Regions from separate parts of the Mus musculus genome. Here region 2 is linked to region 1. The links are chromatin contacts, found by Hi-C or POLR2A ChIA-PET in ENCODE. All regions are on one chromosome and are shown on one strand. Each heading gives the region's core, a stretch centred on a gene start or an enhancer-like site at or near the end of the contact. The rest is flanking DNA. Distances are from core to core; before and after follow the strand shown. Region 1 holds the start of Actr3 (ARP3 actin-related protein 3). Region 2 holds the start of Ccnt2 (cyclin T2).

The links. A loop is a pair of places that touch in the nucleus more often than their neighbours do. ChIA-PET counts read pairs that join two places held with the same protein, here RNA polymerase II (POLR2A).
Region 2: a map of heart shows a loop between it and region 1 (5-fold over the local background). The contact joins the promoter of Ccnt2 here to the promoter of Actr3 in region 1. A Hi-C loop is called at or near these places in 2 of 37 maps with a recorded cell type or tissue (gastrocnemius and heart). POLR2A ChIA-PET finds 5 or more read pairs at or near these places in 1 of 5 experiments (embryonic stem cell).

The regions. Positions count from the first base shown.
Region 1 is chr1:125,430,819-125,437,025 of GRCm38, forward strand. Actr3 (ARP3 actin-related protein 3) reads right to left here and starts at 4,909. Exons shown (of 12, transcript NM_023735.2): 1 at 4,467-4,909. The coding sequence starts at 4,510.
Region 2 is chr1:127,771,616-127,778,245 of GRCm38, forward strand. Ccnt2 (cyclin T2) reads left to right here and starts at 2,549. Exons shown (of 9, transcript NM_028399.1): 1 at 2,549-2,770; 2 at 3,486-3,567. The coding sequence starts at 2,613. It overlaps 2900009J06Rik (RIKEN cDNA 2900009J06 gene), which reads right to left and starts at 2,439. Exons shown (of 2, transcript NR_045298.1): 1 at 2,313-2,439.

The DNA of each region.
Region 1 (6,207 bases), core at 3,659-6,158:
AAACCTGGAAACCAGCTACTACTATCTGAAAAGCACCCATTTAACATTTGATTAACTGCCAGTATCAGCTGGTTGTGGCGGCTCACAACAGTAAACCCAGCACTCAAGAAACCGAGGGAGGAGAATCACTGTGCCGTCAAGGGCAGCCTGAGTTGCGTGGTGATTTCCACTACTCATCACGACAATGAGCATCCGCCAAGCAGAGTTGTGTGGACAGAGGGGTATACTGTGGGACACTAGAGCTTTTACTACAAGACGCTTTCTAGGCTTTGTCTTATTGTGTTTGTTTGTGGGATTTTTTTGTTTTGTTTTTGAGGGAAGGCTACAAGGGTGGAGGGCAGATACAAGGGGACCTGAGATGAGTGAAACTGGGAAACATGATATGAAACTCACACCCTTAAATTTTTTAAAATTAGAATTAAAATTCATGAAGGCAGAAGGTATTAGACATTTTTATTATAATTCCAAGAGTGGCTGGCCTACTGGGAAGTATGAAGTAAACCTCGACCATCCTCAAGTAACTAGCGAATCAATTAATCCCTCTCCAACCCAAACTACTGAAATCATCAAAAACTTCAGTGGTTGGTCCTCTGGGCTCCACGTTACTGCACCCAGGCAAGTGGTTTAACCTGGAACTTAAGTTTCTTATCTACATAATGCAAACAACCCTGAACAAGGTGAAGGGAAGGCCAGGAGCTGAAGCACAGCACTTGCCACAAGTGTTGCACATGGCTCTCACGAAATGGTATTTCCTGAAAAACCTGAGTCTCTCTCTCTTTTTTTCAGGAACAAGGAAATAGTCTAAAAATTAAGATCTTTAGGAAAAGAAAATCTCAAGAAAGACAAAAAATTTTCACTAGTTAACTGAATCAAATTCATAAGGCTAGGATTATTTTTGCAATATTACTGTAATCAAGAATTAAGTTGGATTAATTTTACTAACAGATGATGTATGCAGTTCTATGAAAGGGAACTCTCAAGGAACCCCACAGGCCTAAATTCAGAACTTAGTCCAAGCACCTACTCCACCACCTACTAACTAAAAAAAAAGCTGTCACAAGTTAAATAAGATAGAACAAGTTAAAATCCTGGCCATCAGGTTCACCAGTAGCCAGACTTTTCCCTCTGATCTTGAAAATAAAAATCCTAAACTGTGTTTAACAATAAACCTTAAAGGTCACTAGACACAATGCATCCCAAAGTCAGTACGAGTACTTCAACTTGAAGCTGGCGAGCAGGAAAGACACTAGCAGGAGAGTCTGAAGAACCTGACTTCTCCATAGCAGCAGTCTGTGATCCAAACACACACAAGTTACCAATAACAAGAACCTTAATGAATTTTTGTTATCCAGATAGTATGAATGTTCCTGCCTTTTAGATGTTATAACACATTATGAAGAGAATCCAAGCAACAAAGTTGAACTTCACAGGCAGGCCTTCATTCACCCATGGCTTCCCACTACGCTCAAACTCATCCTGTCTTTAACTTCTAGGACCCGGCCACAGGGTAGATTATAAAGCTCAACTTTCATCAAAGCCAACAAAAGTATTTGTGCTTTACAGTTGGAAGATGCTTAAAAAAAATAGATCTGAGAAATTCTGTAATTTATTTAACTATATCCAAGACTTGTAAAATAAGACTATATATTAACCTGTTATTTAATCACTGGAAATAAGCCACCAAAGCAGTTTCTGAGTGAAAACCAGAATTCATAAAGAGAGAAAAGAAAACTCCATACTGCATTGTTGCAGAAACGAAGGAGACAGGCAGAAGGAAACTCCCTTCGGATAACTCTATTTACAGAAGCATTACATCCTTTTAAAGCTTTAAAACTTGCTTTTCTCATGGCTGCTCCTCAGCCGGTTGGACTGGGGTCTGAAGCAGAGCCTTGTGCATGCTGATGAGGCACCTTCCCCTCAGCTACATTCCCAAGCCTACATTTTGTTTTGAAGCAAACAGCTCTCTGAGCAGGAATTTTATTCTACAATACAGACCAAAAAGTATGTTGACCTGATACAGATATGAAGTGTTCCTTTCTTAATTCATTAGGTATTTGAAAAAACTTCATGATGTGAACCTAGGTCATGATGATGAATTTATGCTCTAAGTTTCTTAATTTAAAGTTCTGGAATTAAACCTCATGTGTCCTAACATTTCCAGTTTGTAAGATCACCATCAAGTTTAACACACTACCCCTTTTTGCAATTCTTTAATGAGTTGGGATGGGCAACCTGTAAATGTTCACTTACTCTAGAAGCGTAATTGTAGTAAGACCTAAGAGTAAGTGCAATGGTGCTGGGGCGGGGGAGGGGGCCACAAACTAAAGGGACACCTTTTGCGTTTGGGAAACAAGTTATTTCAGATGTAAAACTCCCTGCCAGTCATTCTTGTACATGCTATTTATCTTGGGCACTGAGAGAAGACTTTCCTAACAAAGCTCAAGTATGACTTTCTAAGTTGTTATCTTGAATAGCCAAACAAACATGGGGGTAAACACACACACGCGCGCGCGCGCTTCAGAAGCAAAATAAAGAAAAATTGGGAAATCCAGACTGTGAGCAAAGGTAAAAATACTGAACAGAGAATGTGACTTTAATCATTTTCATCCATATATAAATAAATGACTGTCCAGCTAAGCTCTCCTTGTAAGGTGAGATCAATATAGTAATGTAATGATTTAGTAATTGAGATATGACACAGAAATAGCCTAGGTATAAGTTGTACCACTTTTCCTGGCCACTCCAAATGTGTTCTTAATTCAAGGTTGCCCTTTAAGAAAAAAGGTCACTTAGGGACAATTAAGTTCAAGTACCAAATACTATTCATTCAAAAATAACCAAAACTGCATTCCAAAAGAGGAAAATAGATACATAAAAAGAATAAAAAGACAAATCCTACTTAAGCAGCCATGGCATTATTTATAAGGTGATCAGTGACTATGTGGTTCTACTGACAGTGATTTCTAAAGCATGAAAGTACAACATAGCACTATCTGTCACTTCAATACAATACACTTGAAAAGTCCTATTCACTCTGGCTAATTCTAATTTTTAAAATGGCTCTAACATCCAACAACTGATCAATTAAACTACAAAAGGATAAACTTAAACACATACACAGAAACACTTCAGGGAGGTGACACTGGATTAAAAGAAAACCTAACTTTAATAAAATGTCAACTAAGAAAATACATAGAAATTCCAAGACTAGACTAGTGTTTTCCAAGAAAAAAAAAGTTTTCTGTTGTTTCCAGCTGCCTGACAAAATTACAAATAAAGGCAGAAGAGTTTTAACTAGTGTGGAGGGAAAGAAAAGGCATCGCTTAAATAACTGTGGTAGGGAGAATAAGAGGAAAAAGGTTGGCAACTATCCTCAAAACCACTGATGTATTTGGGGGATTCGAGATCAGACAGGCCTCTTCCTCCACCAAGGATTTCAACGTAGAACATAAAAAAATGTACAGTCTTCTCTCTAGGTCACTACCCAGAGCAAGTTGTAACTCTTGACAAGGTTCATTAATACAAAACCACTACTTTAAAGTCATTTTAGTCAACCACACTACTATCAGAAACAATTACTTTAAATCAAACACATTCCTTTATACCCCCTTTCAGTTTTCAAGACACAGTCACAAAACGAACGTGAACAAACGTTTAGGTTCCAGGGTGCGTCCCTTCTCTCCCCTCTGTCTCCCTCCGTGGACACACAAGAACATTTTTTTTTCTAGTTCAGACATATTGATACCTACCACTCATAATGTACTCTTTATGCAACCTGCTTAATTTTGAAAGTTCTAATAAGACGTGGTAACGTTCGAGACGAAAAACTACCTTATAAGGCTATAAAAGACGGAAAGCAGGAAGCGGCTTTGACAAAACTAAGGAAGTTGCAGCGCGCTTGCTCACCAAGGGACTTTTTTGAGGCAAGAGCTATAACCCCCGTGAGATCCTCCTCGCTGGAACTGACTTGGTTCAATGGGTAGTGGGAGATGGCTACGAATGGGTGTGGGCGGAAACCAGGCGGCGCGTGGGTCCGCTGCAAAAGCCCCCCATGCTAGCTTCCCATTTTCACAGCCTGGTTCGTCGCTCTCCCCACCCACACGCCCTAAGAGATCGAGAGTTGTCACCGCGATCTTGCAAAATCTGCAAGGAGCGCTTCTCTCTCTCTCTCTCTCTCTCTCTCTCTCTCTCTCTCTCTCTCTCTCTCTCTCTCTCTCTCTTTTCCTTGCTCCTAGGTCTGGAGGTCCTCGGTGGGTGCCCTGCTTCACAGGCAGCAAAGGGGAGAGAAGGGAAAGGACAGCCAGGTGGGCCAGACGGCCTCCTCGGAAAGGAAGGGCCTGGAAAAGATCTCTGTCCCGGGAGGCTCCCGGCACCACCCCTCGCCAGTCTGGCCGGCTCCCCCCATTCATCTCCCTCCTCCGCCCGTCCCCGGCCTCAGTCTCCCCCACCCCGAAGACCCGCCGTACCCCGTGCCACAGTCCACCACACAGGCCGGCAGCCGTCCCGCCATCTTCCTCCTCGCCCGCCGCTGCCGTCCGTTCCGTGCTGCTGAGAGGCCGGGGAGCTAGAGATGGGAGCTGGCTGACCATGCACCGGCCCGGGCCGCCCTCGGTCGGGAGGGAGGGAGGAAGGGAGGGAGCTGTGGGAAGCCCGAGCAGGAGCGAGTGAGCAGTCGGCTAGTACTTCCGCAAGCCCAGCAGGCTGGCCGGCCGGCAGGCTGGCTGTCCCCGCCCTACCCTGCCGCGGCCTCCTCCTCTACCCCTCCGCTCTCCGCCCTCCTCCTCCTCCTCCTCGCTCCCGCCCCCACCCTACAACTTCTTCCCCCTCGCACTGCCTTTCCGCGGGGAGCCAAGATGGCCGCCGCTGCCGACGCCCCGGCCAGGCCAGGCCCCAGGCCGCGATCGCTCCCACTTCCGGTTCCGGGTGGGAGGAGCGAGCACGCGCGCGCGTGCGTGCGATGTACTGTGCGGCCGCCCGGCCCCGGCTCCCTTCCGGATAGCCAGAAAGTCCACTTTGGGTTTTCAAATAGCTGGAAGCCCAGAAGCCAAGCTGAGCTTGAAGGGGGTCCAGAAGCGGCTACGCATGCGCAGTGGCGCGCAGCTGTGGGTCGCGGCTCCGCTTCCGACTTGCGAAGATTCCAGTTCGCATTTTCTGGCCGGTGGCAGCCCAGAAGTCAGGCAGTTATTTAGTTAGGAAGCTGGCTTTTGGTGGTGGTGGGTGTTGAGTGTGTTTCTTCTCTGCTAACTTGAGCCATGGGCAGGAGGCTTTCTACTGTGGGGTGAAGGGCTAATTGGAAACGTGGTCAGCGGCATGTCCCCATAATCGCTGTAGGTGAGCAGTCAGAAAAGGGATGTGTCCTGAGATTTATGTCAGTTATACTATTGCATTGTAGTTTGCAAGCTCCCCAAAATGGTGGGCCTTTGCTTTTAAGACAGGCAAGGATCCAAGACGTTAGGTTGAACAATAACAAACCCACCTTCTTCAGGGTTTGGGGATTCCTGTGTGTCTTCCAAGAAAGGCAAGTGTTGGATCAGTGACATGGCTTAGCAGGTAAAGATGCTTGCACTCACTAACCTGAGTTTGAGCCCTTGGAGATCCACATGCTGGAAGGAATGAAAAGACCCCCACAAGTTGTTCTTTGATTTTGCGCACATCCTCCCCCTCATAAGAAAATATAAAACAAAAATTAAAAAATCAAGTTTCCCAGAGGTTATGCTCTACATAGCCTGTACAAATGGCCTTTATTTGGGTTTTGGGGTGATGATAAACTTCTTTCAAGAGTAGTGAGATTATCTCCGGCCTTTAAGAAAGGCCAGTGTCCCAGAGGTTGTGTTCTACAAAATAGACTCTGTGCAGGTGGCCTCTATTCCGGTTGAAGTGACAATGAATTTCCTTCTGTGGAGTGCTGTTAACGTGATACCAACTTTTTCTAGTTGGAAAAAAAAAGAAAAAGAAAAAGAAAGAAAGATGAGAAAAAGATATGTATTTTTTTACATCACAGACTTAAAAAGTAATACTTTTAAAACTTGAATACATCAGAGTAACATAGAAAGCTTAAAGTATGTTGCTGGGTCATCTCCCAGGGGATTAGGCAAAATCAATGTGCAGTAGAACCTGAGAATTTACTTTCTCATCAGCAGGAACCTGGAAAGTTAATAGCTTTCCTTCCCAACAGGCTTGTCTTTTATTTATTCTTTAGCAATCCCA
Region 2 (6,630 bases), core at 1,299-3,798, 2.3 Mb after region 1:
ATATTTAAGCCTTGTGGCAGGAGAGGTCAGGGCAAGGAAGACTACTGTGGATGGACATGAGAAGGTAGAGAGTCTTAGGGTACAGTGACAAGATCATGTGAAGCCAATTATAGAAGTGCTACGGAAAGCCAAGGTCAGTTGTATCAAAAAGGAATGCAAGCTGGGGCTGGAAAGATGTGGCTCAAAAGCTCCAAGCATTTTCAGCTCTTTCGGAGGACCCAAGGTTTAGACCCCAGCACCCATTATGTAGCAGCTCAGGACTCAGGCCGCAGGAAATCTGGCACCACTGTGGGCACCATGCTTACATGTAGTGCACATTCATACATGCAGGCACTCAAGCATACAATGAAGACGTGTTTAAAATGTAAAGAAGGAGTGAAGCTTCAATGCTCAGTGGATAAAAGTGACTGCCACCAAGACTGATGATCTTAGTTCAATCCCCATGGTCCACGTGGTAGGTGAGAAGAGTCCTCAAGTCAACTTCCAACCTGTACATATGTGCTTTGGCATGCCCGCAGCAACATGTGCCCTGCCGCAACATGCACAACTGAAGAAAACAGAAAGGACAGATCTGCTTACTGTGTGTTTCTTTTGTATTGTATTATATAAGACACTTCGTACAATATTGAAAGGAGTCAACAGAGAGGGCACAGACTTGCCTTGTCCTTAATCTTATATGGAAGCCACCTTAACATCAAGTGCCATGCTGGCTGTTGTCTTCTGTAGATGTTATAAAGTTGAAAAGCTCTCCTCCATTTCTACTTTTCTCTTTTTTATCATTAGGACTGAGTGTTGTAGAAAGGCACTTATAGAATGTTACTTTAAATCAATCTAGGAACATCTAGGTAACAAGATGAGAGATCTTGTTATATCTATAACAAGGTATTATTTAGGTGGCTGTTCACAATAACCACCTACAATAATCAAAACACTAGCATAGCACAATAGAGCAGGCAGTAGGCTGAGGCAGGAACCCCCAAATCCTGACAAATGAAAGCCTCAAGTTTTAATCACAAACACACTAGCCCTTTTATTTATTTTCATTTTAAGGAATTTTTAGATAGGGTCATTTTCTTTACAGCTGTTTATTGTGCATGAGTGTGCACACGCATGTGTGCCACTGAGCACGTGTGAAGGTTAGAGGACAATTTGTAGCATTTGGGTCTTTCCCTCTACCATATAGGTGGGGAGTGAACTCAAGTTGTCCGGCTTGGCAGCGTTGCCTTTAGCTGGTCGGCCATTTCAACAGCCCTCGTTGGCTTTTTAAAAGCCAGTTTTCGATAACTGACTGCAGTCTTCAGAAAATACTTAAAAACTAAAGTGTAATTTGGTCATATACAATAGGCATTAACTCAGAGGCAGATAACATGTAAACAAATGAGTGGTGCTTCCTTACAAAAAGATGGAAATAAATCATCAGTTATAAGAGACCTTACTTTATAAAATCCTAAACAATTTTTTTCTTAGCTTCTCTTGCACTCATTTGTTAGACTGTTGGCCTAGTATGCCTAAGGCCCTCTGCTCCAGCACTTCAACCAAGATGCGGCACACCAGCCTATAATCCCTGCACTTTGTTTCTGGACAACCTGAGTTACAGCGTTCTGCTTCTCCCCAACCATCCCCCAATCTCAACCCGCAGAAACCACACAGACCTTCAAAACCATACACCCCATCTGGATGGAAGGCCTAGAGAGTCATGACCTCCAATTATTAACTTCATATTGTTTGACAGGTAACTTAATAAGAAAGATATCTGCAGAGTGATGCCACTGGCCTTGTAATCCCAGCACTTCCGAGGGGGAAGCAAGAGGACAGTAAATCCAAGGTCATTCTTGGCTACAAGAGTGAACACAAAGCCAGTCTGGGACACATGGCACATCGTTTTAAAACAACCCATACCCCTTGAGTGGCTTTAGGTTTAAAGTAACGTTTTAAAGGCGCATGCTCCCCAACATCTACTAGCGATTTAAAAAACAAAACCAAAAAACCCAGAAGACACTGTTAGTTCACTGCTAGAATTAGCGTTCTTTCCTAGCTAACTCCTCCGGAGGGTAGCCATTCGTGGACACAGGAGTCAACAAAGCTAAGAAAATACACCCACCAACATGTAAGAAAATGGAAGCTACAGCACGAAGCCGAGACTAGAAAAGCCTTTTCTGACTTTAACGCACCCGCAAACTCACAGACCACAAAATAAACCGTTTAGTTGAAAGCTAACGTCCAAGCCCTATTAGGCAGCCTCAGGACCTCTTCCCTGTTCGCCCCGCCCCTTCCCCTTAGCCCCTCCCAGATCCAGCATGCACCGCGTCGACCTTTTCTTTCCGAGTGACCCCCACTTTACGGCGTCTCCCAATGACAAGAGGCGCAGAGCATTGTGGTCCCGCGGGTCCGAGAGAGAGAAAGGGGAGGGAGGCCGGAAAGAGAAAGCAAAAGACCAGCGCGAGCCGGCAGGGCGGGTCCCTGCGCGTGCGCGTGGGTAGCAGCAGGCCCGGAAAAGGCGTGGCCCACCCTACGGAGAGCACATTGGGGCGGGGCCTCGACACATTGGCGCGGAGTCCCGGAGGCAGGCGGGGAGGGGGCGGGCTCAGGGCGCGGGCGGAGGAGGAAGTGTCATGGCGTCGGGCCGTGGAGCTTCTTCTCGCTGGTTCTTTACTCGGGAACAGCTGGAGAACACGCCGAGCCGCCGCTGCGGAGTGGAAGCGGATGAAGAGCTGTCGCATCGCCAGCAGGCGGCCAACCTCATCCAGGACATGGGGCAACGTCTCAATGTGTATCCTTTTTCTAGTTGCGGCCCTGCGTCCCACACGCCCTGGTCGCGCTCGCCGGGTGACCGGGCCTAGTGTCCCGGGAACATGGCGCCGCTCCCTTTGCCGTCTTTTGATCTCGGGAAAGACACAGAGAAAGCTAGGGCCCGAGCTGCCGTGGCGAGCCGGAGAAAGAGGAGATGTGCCGGGGAAGGCGGGCCGGGAGCCCGCGTTGTATAACCTGTGTTTGGGAGCGCGTGATGCGGGAGGGAATAGCAGTGCTTCCCTGGCGAGAGAGGAGGAATCCGGGATGAGCAAAGCCAAGGGGCGGCCCCTTCCACTTTCGGAAGTCAGAAAAGGCCTTGAGACGTAGAGAGGTCGCAGATGTTCCACGGAAAGTGTTTTCCGAGGCTTCCGTGCCGGCTCCAGGGCGGCTCTGTTGCGCCGGGGGAACGCACGTAGATGTTTCATGTTCTTTGGGTGTGTGGCGCGCGCCTTTCGACTACTTTATTTCTACTGTACTAAGCTGTAACCTAATTGCAAATAATTCCTGGGCTCTCCCTACGTAGCGTATTAGAATAATTTGGCATCCAGACTGATTTCTCTTCTCCCCGCAGACTTTCTGCATACTTTCAGGTTGAGGATTGGATTTGAGTAAATGGAAAGGGGATTTTTCCATTCAAATTGATTTAGTTTTTGGAAACATTTTGCTTAGATTATTTTCTAAACGTTGCATCCCAGCTCTCAGCTTACAATAAACACTGCGATTGTTTATATGCACAGGTTTTATATGCACCATTCCTTCACCAAATTCAACAGAAATGTAAGTACTGTTTTATTGTTTTAGACGCCGAATGTTAAAATGAGTAGATAATGCGAAAACAAGTTAGTTGATCGTTGTTTTTACTTATAAATTGAGCGTTCTACGTTTACTATAAATGTGAGTTATGCAATAAACGTTTTGCCTCGTGCAGAGGAGTGTGTGTGAGAGAGAATTTTATTAATTAAGCTGTAAAGCACAGTGTTAGCCTTTTGTTGTTGGATTTGTTGGGGAGGGGGGTGTTGTTTTGTTTTGAGACAGGGTCTCACTTGTAAGTCTGGCTGTCCTGGACCTAAATATGTAGACCAGGCTGGCCTTGAACTCAAAAGAGATATCTACTACCTCTGACTCCCCAGTGCTTGGGATTAAGTAATGTGCCACCAAGCCTGGCGGAGAAACAAACAAAATGTTTCTTAACTCAAAAAGCGATAGTGTTTTGCTCATGTAAAATTTGCAGTTGGGGTGATTTATATTAGAATAATTTAAGTACTCAAAACAGAATAGTTTGTTTGGGCAAGTGTAGTCCTTGGGAAGGATACATTTAATTGTGTAGGGTTCTTTGTTTCAAATGGTATGAATTGAGTCTTGCTTTGAAGTAATACTTTAATTTCTCTTTATAATTTGCCTTTTATTAGAATTTTTATAGTGTTATTCTGAAAGGCACATGTAGGACTAGGCCATGTAAGGACTTAATGTTCTTTGTGGATAGTTTGTGGAGTTTAGGCTCCCAATTGCTAAGGAAACAGTTTTAGAAAAGTTTCTTACATTTTTTGCTTTTGAAATGGCAGAAATGTTATAGTTTAGATTAATTCCTGCTTTAAATTCAGTTGATCTTAAGTCTAACCTGGTTTATCAAATTTGCAAGTTGTTTTTGTCTGAGACAGTGGTTTGTTTTTGTTTTTTTTTTTTGTTTTTTTATAACTGTGGGTTTTGCAGTCCCTGTTCTTTTAATCTGTTTTAATCTGTTTTGAGTCTTGCTCTTTCTGGATTATTTTGTATCATTCTTAGGTCAATAGTGGTGTTGTAGAGAAGAAAAGAACCTATTTATAATGCTTATGCTAAGAGAATCCAGTTTTAATTTCAGTTCTCTAAAAGTAGCAGTGAATTAGTGAGCACTAAGTAACCTTGGCTTTTTCACAGTAGTCCTGGATCATGCTGGTAGAAAGTACAAGTCAAAATCGTTGTGGAAATTCTTTGCAGAGCCGTAGATGTCCTATTTTTGCGAATGGGTTTGCTTTTCTATTTTCAGTATAAGATCTCGCCACATGCCTTGCTTTTTAAGCCCTTCCTTTATTTGTTTTTGTGTCCTGGTTTGTTTGCTTTAAGCAAACATCCTTCTCAATGGTAGAATCTGTCTCTTCAAATTTGCCTAGTTAGCACAGGGCACTTGCATGAAACACTTGGACTTACAGTCGTCTAAAAGTTTGTTTGCCTTCCGCATAGGAAGGAGGCTTGAGTGCTTAGTCTTTCCTAGCAGGGTAATTATCTGTTTGGGGAAACAACATCATCCCTCTCACCTCAATGTCTTTCTGGCCTGTTTTGGCAGCTTAAAGGTGGTTTTAAATACTGTATCAGTAGCATAGCCTCAGTAGTACTTCCCACACACCTGATCCTTCAGTGATGATCTCAGATTGAACATCGGTCATGTTTAAATTCATATTTTCTTGCATTCTTGAGAATTTTTTTCTCAGATTATAATCAAGTGTCATTTTTTAAAAACCCTCAAGTATCATTTGATAAATTAAACCCAACAGAGTAAGAAGCTGAGATGCCAGAACAAACTGTAAGGTCTTAAACTGTCATGCATCCATGATGCTAAGGTATCCTTCAGTATTCAGTGCTTTGTTTTAGTGTCTCAGATTGACAGATTTAAAAGTAAAGAAGCATTTCTGTGCTTGTTTATTTAAGAGTTGGAGTCAATCTTCGCCTGTGTCTGTCACCGAGTAACTTGTTTTTCAGTTGTCAGTTTTCTTGGAGAGTCCAATCATTCTAAGGAATAGGTGACTGTATATAGCTTCAGAATAAAACTATCTTTAGGACTGGTAAATAAAGAATATCCTTCTTGGATCAAGTTTAAGAGAAATCTAGTGAGCTGGTGAGATGGCTTAGGAGGTGCTTGCTGCCAAGCCTAATAGCCTGAACTTGATCTGTGGGACACACAGTATAAGAATCTCAATCTCTCTCTCTCTCTCTCTCCCTCCCTCCCTCCCTCCCTGCCTGCCTGCCTGCCTCTCTCAAACACACAAAAATAAATATAAAAGCATGTTTTAAAGATTTATTTATTTATTTTATGTGTATAGGTGTTTTGGTTGCGTGTGTTTGTGATATATATATATATATTACTGTGTGCACACCTGTTCTCTGCAGAGGCCAGAAAAGGGCGTTAGATCCTCTGGAGCTGGAGTTATAGGTGGTGGTGAACCATCATTTGGGTGCTGGAGACTGAACCTGGGTCCTCTAGAAAAACAGCCATAACCACCAAGCCATTTCTCCAGCCCTATAACTTTTTTTTTTTTAAATCAGTTTAGGCCAAGTAGTGGCTGCACATATCTTTAATCCCAGCACTTGGGAGGTAGATGCAGATGGATCTCTGTGTTAGAGGACAGGCAGGGCTACACAGAGAAACTTGTCTTGAAAAAAAACAAGGAGGGGGCTATCAGTTTAGTAAATTATAACAGCCCTAGCCCAACAGTGTCTAGAGTATAACCTGAGGTCACAGCCCTTTTTATCTCCGTCTTAAGAGACTGGCCCAACTTCTCTGAGAAATGGTTTATTCTTTTAGTTTTATTCATTGCAGGGTTTCGCTCTTGCCCCAGCCTCCCAAATGCTGGGCTACTGAAATGGCACCACATCTGACTAGTTCACTTTAAGTTGCATTTATTTCTGGTCAAATCCAAGAGTTCCCTTAGTATTGGGTTATATAGAGCATGCCTTTTCAAAAATCTTTGTTTGTCATGGTCTGCTCTCTAACACCTTTTAAATAGGTGTGCTTCTGTCTGCCTATCTATTTTGGTTTTCTAAACAGGGACAAGGAAGACAGCAGTAGACTCATTAACATGGAAGGGG